Linked DNA regions of Homo sapiens: region 2 is linked to region 1. A link is a loop called in an ENCODE intact Hi-C map of the cell type or tissue named here. Cell type or tissue: endothelial cell of umbilical vein. All regions are shown on one strand. Links, peaks and the distances in the headings refer to the core of each region. The heading gives the core; the rest is flanking DNA.

The links. A loop is a pair of places that touch in the nucleus more often than their neighbours do. Peaks named below come from ENCODE experiments on the same cell type or tissue, not always from the same donor. Only the 100,000 strongest peaks of a DNase experiment are listed, where the experiment ranks them.
Region 2: it touches region 1 in a loop (17-fold over the local background); 91 of 110 quality-filtered maps call a loop at or near these places.

What each region holds. Positions count from the first base shown.
Region 1 is chr1:147,720,097-147,728,433 of GRCh38, reverse strand. All of the region lies in intron 2 of LOC105371230 (a long non-coding RNA gene), which reads left to right. The region is part of intron 1 of LOC102723321 (a long non-coding RNA gene); the gene reads right to left. Among named protein-coding and RNA genes, the nearest start is that of GJA5, 36 kb to the left of the region's middle. In endothelial cell of umbilical vein, for the core only: a CTCF peak has its summit at 4,331; a DNase peak (open chromatin) is centred at 4,303; H3K27me3 peaks cover 997 bases.
Region 2 is chr1:147,886,517-147,894,853 of GRCh38, reverse strand. No RefSeq gene overlaps it. Among named protein-coding and RNA genes, the nearest start is that of GJA8, 12 kb to the left of the region's middle. In endothelial cell of umbilical vein, for the core only: CTCF peaks have their summits at 1,953 (motif pointing right) and 4,470 (motif pointing right); DNase peaks (open chromatin) are centred at 1,953 and 4,473.

The DNA of each region.
Region 1 (8,337 bases), core at 112-8,111:
GCCTCAAAAGGGATAAAAGGCAGCGAGTCCACAGTTCTGACCTCCTTTGAGGTTACAGTTCAGCTCCTCCAACCTAGACCCCCTCTATGTAATAAATTTATGGAAAGTGAATGAAAAGGACATACATTAAAAACACAGGAGTAGGAACCTACAGGCAAGGGAGAAGGATCGAGAGGGGATAAAGGGAAAAACTGAATAAAAATTTAAAAGGTCCCCGAATAAGACAACAATCATAGGGAGCCATGAACTGAGGAGTGTACTCAACTCAATTCACAAAACCTGAGGTCTAGTAGAAACTTAAAAATGAATAAATAAATAACACGGCATTATTCAGAATTAAATTCTGAGAGAGTGCTCTGGACTGAGACAAAAAAAAGAAAAAGGCACTACGCACTCACAAAATTGACAGCGATTGGTTATTTTGGGAAAACTCACCCATAGTTACACCTCGGCTCTGACTTGATATATTTAAAAATATACCCCCATGCAATTATTATATAGTGGAAGAAAGTTCAAATCATTGTAGAAAATTCTACAGCTTTTCTTTGTCAAATGCATAGAAATCCAGTAAAAATGCCAAGAAAGGAAGAAATAGCCTTGTGTGTTCCTGGCACATAGCAAGTGCTTAATAAATAATTATTGCATAGGCACACACATTCAGTAATGTATATTTTGTGTACTGCATGTACTATAGACACACACTTATGCATGCTTCATGTATATTTAATTGCATTCTTTCCTAAAGTACTAAAATTTTCTTTCCTTTCTTCATTTATGTAACTCATAAAATCTTCACTCTTTGATATCTTTCTTTGTTTAACTTTTTAATTGTCATTTGCTTGCACAAAATAATGTCCCAGAAACTATTCCCAGCCTCTCTTCTTAATGTATCTCTGTCCAACTTCCTCCCTTTTCTATATACACACACTCTCACATCCCACATACCACAGTGTAGTCTCCTTTACTTTAACTTCCTATAGACAGCTCAACATATACCTTTTAATCAGAATGTAATAGTTATCCATAAAACTTTCAAATATTTTATTTATTTATTCATGTATTTTATTGTAAACACAATTAATCTTGTTTTTTCCCTATGCTTAACAAGACCAGTGCCTTGAGAGAGCAACACATAGTTATGAACACAATAATGGATATATTTACAGCATAAATTGTTAGTATAAAATGAAAATATTTGTCCTTTGTCTACTTGACAAATCTGTTTGTCAAATCAAACCTATTCCTGTGGCATATTGGAAGCATATTCAATTTTAAAAAATACTTTTATGCCTTACATAACTAAAAATGGGTGATTTATAGAAATTCTAAAATTATTTTTTAAGACAAATTAAAAATGCTTGTAAATAGAACTTCTTACCTGTTAACTATTAATATCTAAAATAACAGCTTGTTTTTCATGATTACTGAATGTCTGTCCAATCATTGGCTAAATAGTCTCCTGAGAACCACACACCCCTGAATCCTGGGGAAAATAAATATTTTTATTTTAAGTAAAGTGATGACTTGTAACAGTGCCAGATTTTTCTCACTCTGGCCCAATACTAGTTTCTCTTCGTTTTCACCTTTCCCCCACTCAAGTCCAGCCACCTCTGATAATGAGTGTTCACAAGTTTGTCATATGGCTCTCTATGCCTTCGAAGCCCTTTGTAATTAGGCTAAAACTTACTTCAAGGCCCAGCCTCAATGTCACTTCCTCTGTGAGGTGGCCCCAGTAACCCACAACGGAATTAGCCATTCCCTTCCCTGTGTTGCCTGGTACTCCTGTGGCACTTTTCACCCAGGGGTGCGTATTTCCCTATGTGACTTCTTTGGTTTCAGAACTCCTTGAAGACAAGGACCATGACATATTTGCCATTGTATTCCTACACATGCTTGGCATATGGTAGGTGTGTAATAAATATTTCTTTCATGGACTTATTGAATCATTTCTGGTCTGCATTCAGCATATTTTTTTATATCTCTACTAACTAATGATGCCCAGCCAGTACAGAGGAAGTGGACCCCCACCTCACACAGCAGAAGCCGTTTGTCCTAACTTCTTTGTTAGGTCTGCTTCCGTGGCAACAGCAAGCAGACTTTACCTCCCCCAGATCCCTTTGATTCTCTGTTTACTGCTCCATCTCTTTTTGTGTTTCCCTAGGAGTGAGAATGAGAACAAAACCTCTGTAATGCATATGATTTGCAAAGACTTATCTGCTAAAAAACATTTTTGTAAAAATTCAGTTAAGCTTACCTTATTATATACTTCAGTAGCCCTCCCAGCAATGCCTAGCACAGCTCCTGGCTCAAAATAGATTGGATCAATTAATACGTGGTTTTGTCAGTGCTATAAAATTTCCAAGGAAGTTAAAATATTTCAGATGGCAAAAATGATACATTATTGGGATATCATTTTCATGGGTACATACATGGGACTGGAGAGGTTAAATGCTAGGAAATGCTGTGCTTCCCATGTCATTACCAACAACCCTCACAAGCTACTGAGAGTTTTGCTTTTTGTTGTTGTTGTTTGTTTTGTAGAGATGGGGTCTTACTATGTTGCCCAGGCTGGTCTTGAACTCCTGAGCTCAAGCGATCCTTTCACCTCGGCCTCTCAAAGTGCTGGGATTACAGGCATGAGCTACCACATCCAGCCTACTGGGAGTTTTGACATATTTACTGTGGTAAACTTGTTTCATAAACTCAGTAAAGATAGACTTCAACCCAACCCCGGTGAAAGTAACCCCAATTTTGAATGATAGCATCAAAATGGAGGAAGACTGTACTAAACACAGAGCTGCAGCCAGCCCTAACATGCCCCTTTTGTATGGACCTCCAACCTCCAGCTCGCATCAACTCACTATTGACACAAGGAGATCATAGATTTAGAACATTTTTGCAGTGGAAGGGACTTGAGAAATCATCTAGTGAAATTCTTCCAGCCCAGAGACCTTAGATGCTCAGGTTTACACTAAAGGGCCAATGGCAGAGCCAGTGCTATTTTCAATATTTCAAAAAAGTCTAGTGGAAATCGTGCGTTTACTAGCAATTATACAAAAGCTTTTGAAAAGGCAGGCTTATTCACGTTTGCTTTAGTTAAGGTTTTGTCAATTCTGTGTTACAAAATTCCTTTCTCTTGCTGATTTAAGTCTTTGAGTAATAAAGGATGGAAAATGATCTATCTGTTGAGTATCTATACAAGGGAAAGGCAATCAGCACCTCATAGGGATAGCTGCACTCCCATATTAATTCACAAGAGCCAAGATATGGAAACAACTTAAGTGCTCATTGATGGATGAATGGATTTTTAAAATGGATATATATGTATATATGTATATGGATATATATGTATATATGTATATGGATATATATATATGTATATGGATATATATATGCACAGACACACACACACACACATGCACAATGGAGTATTATTCTGTCTTTAAAAAGAAGGTATTGCCATTTGTGACAATACGGATAAATGCGGAGGGCATTATGCTAAGTGAAATAGGACAGACATAGAAAAATACTGTATAACCTTACTTATATACAGAACCTAAAAAATATGTTAAGTTAAAAAAATAGAAACAGTAGATGAGTGGTTACCAGGAGTGGGGAGGGAGGAAATGGGGATAAGCAGGTCAAAGGGTAGGAATTTGCAGTTAGGTAGAATGACTAAGAGACCTAATGTACAGCATGAGGACTATAGTAATAATGCATTATTGTACTGTGTACTGAAAATTCACTGAGAGAGTAGATTTTAGGGGCTCTTACCACAAAAAAAGGATGGGGGTAACTATGGAGAGTGGTGGATGTATTAATTTGTTTGACTGTAATAATTATTTTACTATGTATATGTACATCAAAACATCATGTTGTTTACCTTAAATATATACAATAAAAATAAATTTTAAAAAATGGAAAAATAATTTATTAAATGGCAGGGTGTTTTGAGCTGATCAAATCTTTTCAAACATAAAGTCCATGCAAAGAGAAATAGTAAAAGAGTTCCATGGTAGAGAAAAGTTTGCAAACTACTGACCTCATCCAACCCTCTCACTTTACATCTAGGAAAGGAAACTGAGGTGGAGTGAGGTGCTGGGTCACCTGACGAGCTAGAGGCAGTCAGGGTGAGCCATATCCATATCTCTAGGCTCGTGCTCTTAGGGCTTCTGAAGAGCCCTAAGACATTCTGTTTCCTTCCCTGAACTTGTCTTTGGTTCCTGATCTTCCTAACATCCCTGGATGGCTCAGGGAACCAGAGCACACTGCACCTAGGAGGAAAGAGACTACTGCAGATCGCTAAGAGCAGGAAAAGCTGGAGACCAGCGACACCCACTGCCCAGACTGTGTGAGAACCTCAAGGGTCCCAGGGAAAGGACCTCAGAACTGGGGCTCAGGTGGACAATGTGGATGATTAAAGGAGATGGCTGAAGGAAAGCACACTGGACAGGAATAAAAGATAAAGACAGCTTCTGTTTCCTGGAGGCAGAGCCTTCCTTATCAAAGGGGCATTGGGAGTGTCAGGCACTTACTGCACTGGCTTGTGATGGCACATCACTGGCCCTGCAGGGCGGGGTGAGGAAGCAAGTGATTCGGTAGAGACCTAGGAAAGAAAAAGGGAAACAAAGGCAAAGGCACAGAAAAATTCCCGGTTGTGTAGGGGACAAACTTGCCTCTTGAGATTTCTCTGGTCACCTCTCCCATAGTACCTGATGCCTGCCTCTGTGACAAAACCTGATGTCAGCCTCTGTGGCTGAACCCACAGCTGGAGTCACCCAAAAGCAGGGGCAGAGGAGTTCCTGCAAGGGACTGCCCCAAATGATTCCAGGATGGGGCCAGTTGGGATTCCAAAGAAAGAAGTACTAAAATGTCAAGGTGATTAGTTAAAAGCATTTACTGTATCAGGTGAACTGTATTACAGAGGGGGGCTGGAGAGCATCCTCCCGAAGGACAATGAGACAAGGGATGTCCTACCTAGGTATGTCTGCAATGAGAAAGTCAGGGTATGGAGCTTATAAGAGGGTTTAAGGAGTTTGACTCGGGGCTGGGGCTAGTCTCTTTCAGGGTTTTGGGCAAAAATGCAAACACCTTTATCGGTGCCTGGAAATGTTCAAGGGCCCCACTTGGGTTCAAGCCTGCAGGAGAAAACATATATCTGGCTGGGAGAGTGGTGCAAGTGTTCTACGTTTCCCGGCAGGACCAGAGAAAAAGTGGGGGAAGTTGGAGGACCCTACAATAGTGTTTATTTTATTCCAGGTACTGGTTGAGGCACTTTGTATGTGTATTAACTCATTCTTTCCTCACAACAACCCTATGAGTAGCTACTACTATTATCCCTATTTTATAGATGGAGAAATGGAAACAGAGAGGTTAAGACTCTCGCCCAAAGCCATACAACTAATAAGTGGCAGAACTGGGATTCAGATCCAAGCAGGCTGGTTCAGTGCCATGCTTGTAACCACCATAGTGGTTCACACCTTCTACTGAAATGTACCTTTTTCCCCTCAGTCTCAGACTGTGGATTCTGAAAGGTCAGAAACTTAGATTTACTCATTGTATCTACTCTGCTTAGCTGAGTACCTGGCACATGGTATGTTCTCAACCAATGTATTCTCTTTCCCCTCAGATCCTCCATATTCCTAGGATTCTAGGAGCCCCCTGAACCCTCATAGATTTCATCCCATCATCCCCACTTCAATCCTTACCACCCAACAGGCTTGCTCTCTCATTAGCAGGGTCCCCTACTCAGAGTATTTTTTCTCTTTTCCCTTTCTCCCCTCTCCAAATCCTACGCGGCCTTCCATTTGACAAGGTCCTGCAATCAGAAATATTAACTTATGCCAATGTTAATCATTTATAAGTTATTTCCTCTCTTGGTGGAATTTACTATCCCAAGTGGAAAAAAATTCCAAATCCATTATTTCAGACAATTCAGCAATTCTTTAAAATTGGACTCATGAGACTGTTCCCTTCTGAGACTGTCCCCAGGTCAGGGACTGAATGGGACCTGCTACTTCCTTCAGTCAGTGTGATCACAGCCTCCTGTGGTGGTGTCCCATCTGGGAGCTTCCTCTAACCCTCCTCCCTAAGGACATCGCCCCACCCCCATCACCTTCTCCACTCACTGGGCAGCCAATAGAACAGCAAGGACTGGAGCTCAGCTGTCCTCAGCAGCTGCAGTCCCCTCCCCTGATGGCTAAGCTGCCCACCTGAAATATTCTGCTGGGAGGCATGCAGGGATGTCTGGGGGGCTGTCATGAGGTAAGGTGGTTTGCGATCAGCCTCTTTGAAGAAGTCTGGCTAAGAAGCCATGTGGGGAGAATTGGTGAGGGAAACTTTGACCCTGTCAGAACATAGGAAGCTCAGAGCCTTGTGTCTCCTGAATGAGCCATAAGACCTCTGACTGGCCTCAAATGGCACTACCCAATCTCTCTCATCTCTCCCCATTACCCAAGAACTCTCTGAATGTGGAAATTTCCCCCCAGGCCTTCCTGATGCAATGAAATAAGCATGGGATTAGCACCCAGGCATGAGAATTTGCATTCTGGCCACACCACCTATGGAGTGTGTGCTGGGCATTGTGTAAGCACTCCACGTGTATTAACTCACTGATTCCTTGTGACATCCCTAAGGAGCTGGCAACTGGTATGTCTCTCTCTCAACCTTGGCAGTTCTCCTCCCACCCTGCACTTCTCTCTAGCTGCTGCCTTACAATGCTCTCCCATCTCAGCTAGGCTTCTGCCAAAACCTCTACCTTCTCACACCTTGTTTGCTTCTCATCCCACTGCAATCCTCTCTATTTTGATTTATCGGCAAAGTCCCATAATGACCTCCATGCTGCTAATTTATCTGTGTGTTTTCCTCATTTTATGTCATCTCTCTGTGGCAGTAGATGAAGTTGACTGATATCTCTTATTCAGCTTCCAAGAAACTGTGTTTTCCCCTACATTTTCCTGTTGTCCTTCGAAATCTAGTTCAGACTCCACATCCCTCAGGAAACCATCTTCGATCTCTGCCTGTCTTCTCTCTAGTCGATGACTCTCTCTTTTGTGTTATTATACCTCTGAACACTGTACTTCCCTTCTTTGTTGTACTTATCACATTATACTGTAAATTTTTTAACCCATTTATGTCCTCTATTAGGCAGAGAACTCCTCTGAGGGAAGAAACCGTAATCTATCCTCTATTCCCAGTCTATTATTCATAGTAGGTCCTCAATACATTGCCTATTGCATAAATTCATAAATGGGTAAGTTGCTGAGGAAGGCCAGGTATATGGATAGCTCATTTAACATGTTTGCTAAGGAAAGACAAATGCAACTATAGCTGTTGGTTGGAAACAGGACTAAATGGTAGAAGAGTATGGTTTTGTGTGTTTGTTTTTTTGAGGGATGGCTAAGACCTAAGAGAAGTGGTCCCAGGAGACAGAAGAGGTTTTTAGAAAAGGGGAGAGCAAAGCATATTTGCAGGCTGAGGGGAGAAAGACCATGGAATAGGAGGAAGCCTGAAATGAGTAGGGGAAGTGGTTGAAGCAAGAGACTGTGAGGAAAAGTCAGGATGGGCCCAAGAGCACAGGTGAAGGGATTACTGTGAAGGCGGAGAAGCCAGGGCTCTCTCCTTAACCAGCTGGGCCCCTGCCCTTCGCAGCTGCTGCCAGCGCTTGACCACTCCCTCAGCTGGGATTCCACTTCCTCAGGCATCAGCACACCTATTACCATCTCAGCTGCTGCCACTGCAGAGACCCAGAGAACAGGTGCTGCTTCTCCTCTCAGCAATTCCTGAACTCTGATGGCAGCAGGGTCACCACCCAGATGTTAAAAATGCCTCTCTTAGGCCACAGCATAGAGCCGCCATGTGCCCCTAGAGCCCTTACAGCCGCCCTAGCCCCAGAGCTCCTTCGCTGACTTGCTCCTCTTGCTTAGTATAATTCCCTGCTTAGCTGGAGGGCCTGGCAGGGCCAGAAGACACTGTGGGTGAGACCCTGTTGTTACCAGAAATGGGTCCCGATCCAGACCCCAAGAGAGGGTTCTTGGATCTCACACAAGAAAGAATTCAGGGCAAGTCCATAGAGTAAAGTGATAGCAAGTTTATTAAGAAAGTAAAGGAATAAAAAATGTATACTCCATAGGCAGAGCAGAAGCATGGGCCACTCAGCTGCTTATACTTATTGTTACTTCTTGATTATATGCTAAACAAAAAGTAAATTTTTCGTGAGTTTTCTAGAAAAGGGGTGGGCAATTCCCAGAACTGAGGGTTCCTCCCCTTTTTAGACCATAGAGGGTAACTTCCTGACATTGCCACAGTATTTGTAAACCCTCACGGGGCTGGTGGGAG
Region 2 (8,337 bases), core at 210-8,209, 170 kb before region 1:
TAAAAAACTGGATTATGATAGCAATGTCAGTACTGCTGATTCTCCTCCTAGTTTTTAGTCCTCTTTCTCTGCTGGCATTAAACATAATGATAATAAAGGAGTACAGTCATCCCAAAGTATCTGTGGGGGATTGGCTCCAGGACCACCCGCAGATACCAAAATCTATACAAACTCAAGTCCTGTAGTCTGCCCTATGAAACCCGTGGATATGAAAAGTGAGCCCTACTATAATGCAGATTTCCAAATCTTGCCTTCCTACCCATGTTTGGTTGCTGATGCAGAACCCACCAATATGGAGACAATACGGAAGGCAGACTGCATTTATTGAAGAACACCTGTGTATAAGTGGACCCGCACAGTTTAAATCATTTTGTGCAAGGGTCAACTATATATACATATATATAATTCATCATCTTGGTGCATCTGGAGACAGATTTTATCATCATTTGCAAGGGCCTCTTCTGATTCGCAAATCAGAAAGTCAAACCTGGGGATTATCTGTGACATTTCGCTTTTCCAATGTGTTTTTGTCTTGCATTTTATGGCTCTGGATGCCTGATTTGTACTATATTCAGATATCACTGATGGATGAGATAGGTGAGAAAGAGCAAGAATGTTATTTTTATTTTATTTTTTTAATTTTAACTTTTTTTTTTTTTGAGACAGAGTCTCACTTGTCACCCAGGCTGGAGTGCAGTCATGCAATCTCGGCTCTCTGCAACCTCCTGGATTCAAGCAATTCTTGTTCCTCAGTCTCCTGAGTAGCTGGAATTACAGGTGTGTGTCACCATACCCAGCTAATTTTTGTATTTTTAGTAGAGATGGGGTTTTACCATATTGGCTGGGTTGGTCTCAAACTCGTGACCTCAGGTCATCTGCCCACCTCAGCCTCCCAAAGTGCTGGGATTACAGTCGTGAGCCACCACATCCAGCCCTGTTTTTCTCCTTTATAGGCATATTTTCTACCTTTTTACGGAGAGAGAGCTTTTTTATTTTTCTTTTTGCCTTTGCTTTTTGTTTTGGAAATTGCTTGTCTCTTTTATGTATCTCTAAGGCTGTCATTACCCTTTCTTGGGCCTGTAACTTCTCACTCAGAAGCAACAGCGTAATTGTCACAGCCCGTCTGGGTTGGTCCTCTTATAGGTACTTGGTCTTTTTGGTCTCAATGTATGTGAAAGACAGAATAATGGCCCGCAAAGATGTCAGCGTCGTAATCCCTGGAACCTGGGAATATGCTATATTACATGGCAAAGAGGAATTAAGGTTTCAGATGTGGAATTAAGGTTCCATTCAAACCACAATTCTCAGTTTTTCCTGGCTCCAAGCGATGCTCTGTTCTACAGAAAGCAGCCACTCACTCTTAAGAAACGTACTTGCTGGGCATCTGATTGGCTTTAGGCTCACAGATTCCTATAATTTGCATATTCCGGTGGTAATTATTCTTCCTATAATTATTCTAGAATCTAATATACAACTGTGCTTTGGTTGCCATTCATGACAAAGAAATAGCTGTGGTCTGTCTGTGCCAGTTACTCTGAATTTCACAAAGGCTTGCCTCTTTCCTCATTCTTTACTACTTGGTTTCTTTTCAACTCAAGTTAGAGATTTGAATCTGACCAGATTTTTTGGAATGAATCTAGACCTGGAAGCAGGAAAACCTCAGTGTCTGTAGCTTAATCTAGTTGGTCTCTCAGTCACCAAGGTCTTCAGTTTGTCTGTCTTGTAAGTGGGGATAATGCATCTCATGTACATCAGCTGACATAGTTCCTAACCCACAGGAGACTCAAAACAAATATTGTTTTCTTCCCATCTCTCAGTTTTATGGCCTGTAACATGGGTATATTAATGAGACATACTTTGCCAAGGTTTTTTGAGGATTAAATAAGATAATACAGATATTCAGAAAGAAATGCAAGCTTGTTTCCTTTTGGAGTCATGCTGCACTCCTACCACTAGATGGCATGATCAGCACAGCCAGCTGGTGAAAACAGCTCTGAAGTCTAAGGGAAAGGGATCCCACTTCGTTTTCTTTTCTCAGGATGAAGTTTGGAAATAATTATCACAGATGTACTGAAGAAGTCTTCATTTTTGCTGTAAATCATGTATTACCATCAGAGATTTTCTTGGGCAGTAGACTTCCCTGAGGAATGGTTGGAAGTGAGGCCTAGAAACTGGAGTGGTCTCTTTGAAACGTCGTTTGATCATGTCCTTCCCATACATGCCTCTTTTATCGTGTCCTTCCCAGACTTTAATCTCACTGTGGTTTGCTGTCACCTATTCAAGTACATATAAAATAAGTCACTCAGGGCTGGGTGCGGTGGCTCATGCCTGTAATCCTAGCACTTTGGCTGAGGCGGGCGGATCACTTGAGTTAGAGTGAAACTCTGTCTGGAAAAAAAAAAATCACTCAGGTTGAGAGTGAGAGGCCCCTAGTCCTGCCCCTGAGGCACCACAGTGGAGCCCTGGAACTCCGTGAGCCATGGCTGAAGAACCACTGCAGGAGGAAGCTTGGGGCCTTTAGCATGGCACATAGGGCCCTCTGCTGTCTGATGACTGCCAATTTACTCCAGCCCATCTCTTGCCACTCATAGCTTTGCACTGGCTCTCAGCACCTATGATCTACCGAGTTTCTTATGCACATAATCCTGTTTCTTGCCTCTATGCCTTTGCCTACGCAGTCCCCTCTCTATTTTGAATCTCCTCTCCCCTAACTGACTCATCCGTTGGGGCTCAGTTTGGGCTTTAACTTCCCCAGGACTTCTTACTTGACCCTATCTAAGTTGTTTTCTAGTAGTTCACTTATGTGTCTGCATCCCCCACTAGTCTGTGAGATTTCTGAGTACAGGGAAAGTCTCTTACGTCTATTTTATAAAGGCCTGGCAAATGAAAGAACTCAATGGGTTTGGAGAAATGAATGAGTGATGAGTAGAGAGAAGGGCACCACCTAGATGAGGAGGTAGGAGATGAAGATGTAGGAGATGAAGATGTAGGAGTGGCAAAGGAAAATGAGTGTTTTGAATCTAGAAGTAAGGGGAGTCCTTCCCCAGCTGCAGGCTGAGCCCCCAGCAGGAGACCAGGTGAGCCTTCTTCTCTCAAAGCCTCAGTGGCAGCCCTCACAAGAGGTCACCAGGGGCTGGGAAATTGGAACTCCTTCAGCCACAGAGCAGCTGTTAGAGAAGCACTAGCAGTGTTGGGAGAGGAGGACCTCGGGATGGGGGCAAAGGCTCCGGCTGTCCCAGAGAGACAGTGCAGAAGGATGGCTGTTTGACTGCCCAGGCTCCAGGGACAGCAGGCTTGCTTCTAAGAATCATTTTGACTGTGATCTTCGAGGCCTGGGGTTGGAGGGCCTAAATCTGCCCAGGCTGTACTAAAGGCAAGTGTCCTACCAGGGATGACCTCTGCCAGAAGGCCAGAGGGCGGAGGTGGATCTCAATCTGAAACTGGGAGGGGAAACCACTTGAATCTTAAAAAAATCGCTTCTTACTTCATTTTCCTTCTGAGCGGGTCCCTAGACATCCAAACAATGCCTCTCCAGGCAGCCTGGCACGGCTGTCATAAAATGCAACTGAAATCTGTATCTATGGAAACAGGCTGGCTCCTCGTTTTTGCCTCTCTCACTCCCTGCTTCTGTGTTGGCCAGGATGGGGCTAGACTCCAAGCTCTGCACTCTGATGTAGGGGCAGCTTCATCCATGCTCTGATGGACCTCCTGTGTCCCCCTTCCTTTTACCTCCTCTTACCAGAGGCAGAGGAGGTTCTGGGAGAGGGTGACCTCGGGATGGGGGCAAAGGTTCCGGCTGTCCCAGAGAGACAGTGCAGAAGGATGACTGTTTGCCTGCCCAGGCTCCAGGGACAGCAGGGAGTGACTGACAGGGGTGCTGTAGGCTCGATGCCCCAATCTGGGCTTTTGGGATTGAGGCCCAGACCTTTATCCACTCAACAAAATTAATTCCCTGCCTCCTCCACCCACCCTAGGCTTGACAGCAATTCTCTGGTCCTTTCTTTCCGTTGCCTGAAGAGGTGACTTAGTATTCCTTAGGGTACATATGTGATGGTGTTTGGTTTGAGAGGTTTATTTAAAAAAAATATTTTGGGGGGATTTAAGATGAATGAAAATCATTCTGCTTCAACTTGGCAGAATGGACTGAAATGGAAACAAAGACAGCACAACTCTTTTCTTCTCTAGCCCTGATGTGCTGATTTACTAAACCAGGAGTTTTCTTGCAGGGGCAACCTGTTTTCAAAACACACTGCAGACAGGTCTAGCTTAGCTGACCTGTGTGAACATCAATGGGGAGGGTAGAAGGAACAGGGTGATGGCATTCGGGGATCTCACCATTCTGACAAGACACAAGTCATTCAACAGCCAGAGGTTCTGAGGACAGCATTTCCACTCCCACGGGGTGCCCCTGTCTGGGCAGCCCAGGACAGCGTCCGGAATACCGCAGAGCTTGGCCCTGCGCCACGAGGGGGCGATGCCGTCTCTCTTTTGCTCCACGCACTGTAGTAGACGCCTTCAGAGCCTGAGGGCAAAGAAAAGAGGCTTACTCCAAGTCTGCAAAGGAGAGTCAAGTGAACTCTTTTTTTCCACACGGGAAAAGATGGATATGGTCTAAATGGGAGGGGCTGGGAGGACAGGAAATGCAAAGGGGGACAACCTTGGCTTTAATTTTACTGTATAACCACACTCTCTGGGCCGGTTTCCTGGTGCCTTCCCTTTCACCCTGTTTAGTGATCATTATACTGGTGGCACTGGATGCCCCAGAGGGTATCCCTCTTTTTCTCCTCTTACTTTTCTTCCTATTCAGAAGTCCCTTTTATCACGGAAATATTTGCCCTGTCTCCCACAGCACCACAAATCCAGAATCACCAACCCGAGGGTTTCAAGATTCTTTGCTCTATCCCCTCCCTTCTCTCAGACCTGTCCTTATTTCCTTTGGTCCTGCACAATTCTACTGTATCCCTGATTGTACCAGGGGCAATATTTGATGATAAAGGGCAGAGTAAATTGTAGAGCATTAGGTTCATGTGATGACAAAGCAAAGGGCAAAACTTCAGCAGATGGCAGGCCTTGATCACTGGAGACAAACATTCTGGGGCCTTTCTGGTTAGGGCAATGGAGAACCCATTCTAAGAGTTATGGCTGAGATTGTGTGAATTTAACTCACCCACCTGCAAATCAGAGACAGACTTGGCTACAGGAAGCCTCTGTTGCTAGGGGCAGAATTGGGGAGCTTTTGGGACCTTCTCTCTTGTGAGTTGTCCATGGCCTGGGCTTGCACTCCAAAAGCCTCCTGGCTAATTGAAATCCACTGGTACAGCTTGCATCAACAAAGACTCCAGGCTCCTACTCAGGAGTTCATTTTGCCCTTGGCCTACCTGTAAACCCATTAGAGTGGAGAGTGCAGAGGAATTTCTCTCCCCACTAGGTCCAGCAAACACATTTTCATGTCCTTGTAAACGATGAGGGAGTCTTCCATGGAAGACTGTAGGTAGAGCCATCACTGGCTTTCACAACATGGTTTAGTATTTTTGTTGTCAGTCTCTATAATCTGGCTATAATTCTATAATTCTGGCTCAGAATCTATCACTTACTAGCTCTGTGATAGGTGGCAAATTAACCCTTTTAAATCTCATTTTTATCATCTGTAGATGGAGATGATTATTATGAGAACTTAATGAGATAATCTATGTTAAAGTACTCGGCCCAATTGCTGGCACATAAATGGTTGTTATCATTATCTTGAAATGCAGTGGAGTATAAAGGCTAAGCCAGCTGACTCAAATCTGAGCTCTACCACTTACCGTCAGTGTGAGCTCAGGAAAACCATTTGATTTCTATATGCCTCAGTCTTCTCAGATGTAAAATGCAATTTATTTATTTGAGACAGGGCCTCTCTCCTGTTATCCAGGCTGGAGTGCAGTGGCACAATCATAGCTCACTGTAACCTTGAAGTCCTGGGCTCAGGTGATCCTCCTGCTTCAGCCTTCTGAGTAGCTAGGACTACAGGCATGTGCCACCATGCCCAGCTAATTAGAAAAAAAAAATCTGTAGAGACAAGGTCTGGCTGTGTTGCCCAGGTTGGTCTCAGGCTCCTGGCCTCAAGTGATCCTCCCACCCCAGCCTCCCAAAGCACGGGGATTATAGGCATGAGCCACCATGCCTGGCTAAAAATGAAGTTTAATAATCACAGCTATGTCACAGGGTACTTAGGACTGAATAGATAATGTATGCAGTGCACTGAAAACAGTTCTTGGCATATGCTGAGTACTCAAAGAAGGCTGGTCATCACTGCCTATAAAGCTGTGGTTTGGATTATCCAAAAGTTACCTGCATTTTGCTCTAGAATACTAAGATGCGTGTTTTAGTTAGCAGGAGAATTATTTTCTTATTTGACTTAGTTTGCAGTAAGGTGAATCTGTATTTGTTACTTGTACAACTGGTTAATGCTGGGGCTGGGGCTTAGAACATGGCTGAGGGAGACTGGTTAGAGATGCAAGATGTGCCACAGAGAGTCCAGAAAACAGATCACTTTGAGGCACTTGCATGGCATCTTTTCACTAGTGCTCCTGTATAGTTTATCTTTTACTACATATCAGTTTAGAAAGAAAGATTTTATTGTCAAACCAATTTTGCAGGTAGAAGAGTAGGTGAAAGAGACAGATTACGTGCCCTGCCCAAAGGTCACAAAAGCAGGATCTATATCCACATGGCAGTTGCATTTAAAAATAAAAATTAATCAAAGTAGCTTTTGGCTCTGCCTGACAGGACAAGTCATAGACAGTGTATTTAATGTGTCATTAGACGGTGTTGGCAGCCTTCGTCACAGCTGCAGTGAATCTGGGGTAACACCAGGAATACAGCACCTCTCTGATTATTTATTTTTAGAGTCTCCAACAAGAAAATTTTAAGAAAAGAAAAAAGAAATCATTGTGGGTAGGAATCAGGAGAGAGTAGTCAGGAAAAATCTGAAATTTTCCTAAAATTTGAAAAATATATATTATGAATTCTAGGTCCTGGGCCATTTAAGCCAGTCTCTAAATCATATGGTTATCTTATAGGAGGAGAATCTTGGACAATAAAAAGATCAGAATGAGGGTGATGTGCTATAAATCTTCCTAAAAAAGCAAGAAGAATTAATTTGGAGAAACAACCCATTAGGGTTGACAACTGTTTAAGTAAAACTGATGACATGAAACTGGAAAGAAAATAGTCCGCTAACTTCTTAAATGGGAAGATGATTCATTAGCAGTGAGGGTTAGGGGTGTCTGTAGTCCTTTTCTGATTATCTATGAAGTAGTAACCTGGATTAGCCAAAAAGAGATTTGCTTTTGACTCTGAAAAATGTCATGATATTTGTTTTGGCAGTAGATAAATTTTTGAACTAGACCTGTTAGCTCAATTGTAAATATTTCATTAGAGAGTGATGGGCATATGAATGCTACAGCTTCTTTTCATTCAACAAATATTTATTGAGTACCTACTACGTGCCAGGCACTGGGCTAGGAGCTGGAAATACAATGCTGAACTAGTTAGACATGGTCCTTGTCCTCCTGGAGATAGACACTGAAGAAATAATACACGTGAGCAATCATTATCATCTAATTAATAATCATCACAATGGGCCAGGCGTGGTGGCTCATGCCTGTAATCCCAGCACTTTGGGAGGCTGAGGTGGGCAGATCACCTGAGGTCAGGAGTTCAAGACCACCTTGGCCGACATGGTGAAACCCCTTCTCTACAAAATACAAAAATTAGCCAGGCATGACGGCCAGTGAATGTAATCCCAGCTACGTGGGAGGCTGAGGCAGGAGAATCACTTGAACCCAGGAGGCAGAGGTTGCAGTGAGCCAAGATCGTGCCATTGCACTCCAGCCTGGGCAACAGAGTGAGACTCTGTCTCAAAAAAAAAAAAAAAAAAAAAAGTCATCATCGTCATCACAATGAAGACATATACAGAGTGCTAAATATGGGTATAATGAAGAGTTGGCCTTGCCCAGGAGGTGAGAAATATGAAAGCCCTTTGAAAACTGTGAAGTGCTAACTAAGGCTTTGTCTGGATTCATCTGGATTGTGGTTAGTCTCTGAATGGGCACAAGATTGCTCCTGTGTAATGCCTGGGGTGCTGTTTCTGCCTGAACTTTCTCTCTTGAAGGAGGCCAATTTCTTTCTCAAAATTCTACCTGGTGAGTGGGAAAGGCCCAGGAGTGGGTGGGAATAGGTTGAGAAATGCTTCTATCAGTTGCTGGAGCACAGAGACCAGTTCATATTTATGAGTTCATCATCTATTTTGGTTGGAAATCTCACAAAAAAATAAGAAAGCACAACTTCTTGACC